Regions from separate parts of the Mus musculus genome. Here region 1 is linked to region 2. A link is a loop called in an ENCODE intact Hi-C map of the cell type or tissue named here. Cell type or tissue: gastrocnemius. All regions are shown on one strand.

The links. Hi-C counts contacts between places; a loop is a spot of excess contacts. Peaks named below come from ENCODE experiments on the same cell type or tissue, not always from the same donor. Only the 100,000 strongest peaks of a DNase experiment are listed, where the experiment ranks them.
Region 1: it touches region 2 in a loop (10-fold over the local background); 36 of 42 quality-filtered maps call a loop at or near these places.

What each region holds. Positions count from the first base shown.
Region 1 is chr3:80,057,892-80,060,391 of GRCm38, reverse strand. No RefSeq gene overlaps it. Among named protein-coding and RNA genes, the nearest start is that of Gm36569, 170 kb to the right of the region's middle. In gastrocnemius, a CTCF peak has its summit at 1,428 (motif pointing right); a DNase peak (open chromatin) is centred at 1,436.
Region 2 is chr3:79,882,025-79,884,524 of GRCm38, reverse strand. All of the region lies in intron 1 of Gm36569 (a long non-coding RNA gene), which reads left to right. It also overlaps a transcript of Gask1b not described here. Among named protein-coding and RNA genes, the nearest start is that of Gask1b, 2.7 kb to the left of the region's middle. In gastrocnemius, a CTCF peak has its summit at 1,262 (motif pointing left); a DNase peak (open chromatin) is centred at 1,252; H3K4me3 peaks cover 52 bases; H3K27ac peaks cover 707 bases.

The sequences.
Region 1 (2,500 bases), 180 kb before region 2:
CGCCTCTGAAGCAAAGACAGATGGTTGGAGAGATGGGCCAAAACTCTAGGAAATGCCCATTTTGGGAGGAAAGTCTAATGCTGGTTGCATGTGTTTCAAAAAGGAATGTGTGATGACTGCCAATTTTTCATGCATTATCTTTGTATACATGAATTCAGGGATAGCCCATGTCCCTAAACTGTCAGGCCCATGCACATAAATCACCAGAAAAATGTGATAGCAGGCACAATAAAACAACATGAAACTCTGAAGAATTCCATGTATGCATGCCTCCGCATTCACTAATGTACCATAAGTGCTGTGTCCTAGACCTTCCCATTCAGAACAATCAAGGAGGAATTTTATTTCTCACCTTTAGGAAAGTTCCAGGGATTGAAATCTTACCTTGGACCATGAATTTTCATGATAGGGTGGTGGCTGTCCAGCCGAGCACTCCATGTCTATAAGCCCAAGCTGCAATCCCAAGCAAAGCTAAGTGAAAATCACACTCCTGAGTCTGTCCAAACGCACTCTCTGTCACAAAAGCACACACTGTTCTGTTCCATTGATTTCTCGTGTACTGATTCATCAGTCATGGACACTCATTTACCAGAGGTAAGAAACCCTTTCCTAAATTGTACTCTTCTTCCCTTCTTTATGCTCCCCACTGTGGTTCATATGGACTATACTTATAGCTTATACTTGGAAGGCCTATCTACCATGCATCTGAGAGTGCTGTGCTACTGTATAATCTGTAAGGGTTTTTTTTTTCTATTTTTACCATCAAAATATGATACTGTTTTAAAGGCACTATTAATAAAAATAAATGAACCATGGGATAAGGGAAAAGATTTATAGAACCAGAAGTAGCAATATCAGCATTTTTCTATTTGTTATAGAAACACTGAAGCACATTGTCCTATGAACACACACAAACACACAGCGATGGGCATGGAGGTATATCCACAGACATATAGGCATATTTTATAAGAATTTCTCAACTTGACTTTGTGTGATGAATTCCTAATTTCTGATGCCATTTATTTTGAAATTTTTAACAACTATGTAAGAATAATCACAGTTTAGCTTGTTTTTAATTATTTTCTTTAGTAATAGTTAGACTCAATATGGTATAACTGAGCTTAAAGATATGGGAAAACTGTGACTACATTAAGTGTCTTATTTATTCTATCCCTGAAATACTATTCCAGATTATACCCCCATGACTCTTTCAATAACTTGAAATCATGTTTCTCTTTTTGACAATTTCATTGGTTCTGTTGAATGATTCTAAATTTCACACCTGGAGACAGTGGGATTAAGTAAAGCTAATGTTTTATATCTCTGCTTCAAGTCTGCAAATATTGATTTTTTTGTAATTATTTAATTTGGATAATGATTTAATTAATTACATATTACATAGGCTTGAACTGGGGAAGCCAGTCACTAGAGGGCAGCAAACCTCAGAGAAAAGACATGAATTCAAATGCTGATTCTTAATTCAAGGTAATAAAAAATACATCGCATGACCTAGAGAGGGCAAAGCACCTATGCTTTCCCAAGTGTCTCTGTATGTCATAAAGTCTCGGCTCTTGCAAAAACCTGAAGGAGAAACTTTTATCTTCTTTGAAAAAACTGTTAGTACAATTTAATTATCAATGAACAGTGAGCATCTTAAGTTATTCTTTAAATAGAACATCTATATAACAACACTTATGCTAGCTCAGCATGTTTAAGAGAGCATTGTGAAGTAGGTCACTGAGATTCTGTGGGATTTCTGCCTCTTTGGAGGGAGCAGATGTTCCTTATATCATCCTGAGAGTGGGAAAGACAGGAAGGAAGGGAGAAAAGGAAGGAAGGAAGGAAGGAAGGAAGGAAGGAAGGAAGGAAGGAAGGAAGGAAGGAACTACTTTTTAATCTCTAAAAATTTGAAGTTAATTTTTGAGTCTAAAAAACATGCAAATATTCGTAAAGAAAAAATTGTCTGTAGTGTATAATTTCAGTGACTGTCACTACTAATAGAAATTATTTTCAAATTTATTTATTGTTTCTAAGATAAACTAATAAGAGAATTTAAACATAGATCCCCTTTCCCTTTCAAACTGTTTCTGCTCACGTAACGCTATAATCATCATAACATTGATTAGTTAGAGTGCCCATCCTTTTCATATCGTTAGAGTAAGGTGAAGAAGTTGTATAGACTTTATTTATAAAAAAAAATACCCCTTCCTTTCCTTTGCAATTTAGAAATCCTTGTAAAAATGTGTTGGCAATTTAATTAGCATTTTATCAATATTTGTACTAGGGTGTTTCAAGACCCACGAAAACATGAATTTTTATGAGTTAATGTGAAAATAAAATCTACAAAGAAACAGCGTTACCATCTTCAGTCAAATGAAGTAGAGTGCTTTTCAACGACTTCTTTCTAATCCTGACCTTGGTTGTGTGACTTTGACTTTGCTTATTGCCGACTAAGTATCTTGGCAAAGTTCATTTTCTTGGATTGTAAAAAAAAGGGAGA
Region 2 (2,500 bases):
CAGCATGCAAATGAACACAGCAACAGCCCTCAGAAGGCAGCCTGGACCCCTTCTGATTGGAGGTCTTCTGAAAACAGGTTAGTGATTGGCCTGGGTCATTTGCATGTCCTGGCACAAAGGCAGGATCAGATGACCTTGGGGTCTCACTGGGCTTACTTGTCTCTGCTTCCACAGCAAACAGAATCAAACAAGAAGCCACCAATGGGATAGGGACGATTACCCCCTTTTTAGAGAAAAGGCTGTGATGTGGTGGGAAATGAAAATAATAGAATATGATGCTGTATAATCCTTAAAATATCGTGTTACAATGCCAAAAAAAAAAGCAAAGATTTTCCCATTCTCAAACTATTCTTCCTCTTTAAAAGTTATGATACATCATGAAAAGAGACAAATCAGAGATGGACAGGAACCTTAAAGTTCTGACTGGCTTTGACTAAACTTAATGAGAATTCGGGCACTGAAGTCATTTTCTTTATGCTCCAAAACTCTTAAAGCAAACTCTATGAACATGAATTTGTTTTCTAGAAAGTATCTCAGAAGTTTCTGAGATGGGACAATGGCAGAACTGCTTTTTTGTTTGTTTGGTTGGTTGGTTTGGCTTGGTTTTTTCGAGACAGGATTTCTCTGTGTAGCTCTGGCTGTCCTGGAACTCTTTGTAGACCAGACTGGCCTCAAACTCAGAAATCCACCTGCCTCTGCCTCCCGAGCGCTGGGATTAAAGGTGCGCGCCACCACGCCCGGCTCAGAACTGCTTTTTATAGCTATCTTGTACTTTACGCATATTCAAAAGATTAATTGACCTAAGTAAGCCTTTACAAAGGAAAGCCCTGAGCTGAGGTGTGGCTTGCTGATAGAGCACTAGTTTAGCATGTGGGAGCTCTTAAAGTCCTATTTTTGACAACATAAAATATTAAATTAAAAACTCATAGATAAACATTTGGCAGAAGCCTCTTCCAGACGTTTTAAAGGCAACTTTAGGGGGCACCTAGGAAGCAGAAGGTTGTGTGGGCTCATAAATCCAGCTGATTCCTCTCTTACCTGAAAAGAATGTTCCTTATAAGGAAAGATTCAGTTCATTATTCCCCTCCTTCCATCACAATGGGGACTAACAGGAGCTAAGCCGTGTGGTCAGCAAAGGATAAGTCAGAAACGTGGCTCTGCCCCTCAATTACTGTGGTGCAGACTGGAACCGGTCTCATCTTCAGTATTGAGGAGTCCACATCCAAGAGTCAGACAACAGCACTCGCCCTGAGGGCTCCCCCTTGTGGTTAAAGGAGTCAGCATGGATGGAAGGACCTTCTGGAAGAGTTGGTGATGTGTTTGTCTTTCTCGCCTCCTGTCCACACCTTACTGAGTTTCTCAAAGAACCGTCTACTGAAACCGGTCATGCCAAGGAAAAGCCATTACTGTAGACTTGGGGACAAGCATAAGAAATTATTTATGTTGTGAAAATAAAATCAGTACATCAGACGAGGCTCCTTCGATGTAATCAGAGAACAGTTAGTATATCATTACTTCCACTGCCATTCAAACCTATGCTGAGGCCTTATTACCATCTTCAACCCCCTTGGCTACAACTCCAGGTGGGATCTAGGTCTCTTCTTTCTACACTGGGGTTGCACTGGGAGGAGGTTTAAAGTTTATCAGTTATTGTTAGTCCTAGATGTTTCTGCATAACTTATCAAAATGTTTGATTCTGTATCGTAGTCAAATCTTTTCATTTCACAGTGGAATCATACTCCCTCTGCAGAAGCTACCTTGGCCTCTCAAAAAGCATGTACCCACAATTCCAGCACTCTGGAGGCTGAAGAATATTAGAGGGCAGCTTGGGCTACATAGCAAGAAGTTATCTCAAATCCAACACACACACACACACACACACACACACACACACACACACACGAAAAACTACTAAAACAGAAAAGCAAGGTGACCCATGGTGTTTGTTTGCTTGTTTGTGTGTTTCCTGTATAATAAATCCATTCTGGGCTTTTCTACCTCCTCACCGAATGCTAAGCCTGGCTCCAGGTAACCCAGTGTTCGATAGACTAGGGGGAGAGCAGAAAATCTCCCCTTTGAAACTATTGTGAATCTACTGAGCAGGTCCCTGGGCATGGGGTATATGTGCCCTCCAAGGAGCATCTTACAATCTCTTCAAAGGGGCCAATATCACAGCATCTCTCCAGCTGGCTATTGATGTCTCCTCAGACTCTGAAATCCATCATTCCACCATTACACACTAGTCATTACACTTCACCTCTCCTAATTGTTCTCTCAAGCAGCATGTCAGATGACCAGCAAACTGGCTTCCTTAGCCCTGTCTCATAAGGGATGTGATTCAACAGTCTCCATCAGCACCCTTGGTCTACATGGTAAATTCCCTTCATGTGGTGACCCACACTTCATCTCAGAATGCCCATTCTTGGATATGTAACATGTAACAAGCAAGGGTCAACAAAGAAAAGGGAAGAGTTAGTGAGTGAACTTTCAGTGAGAGTCC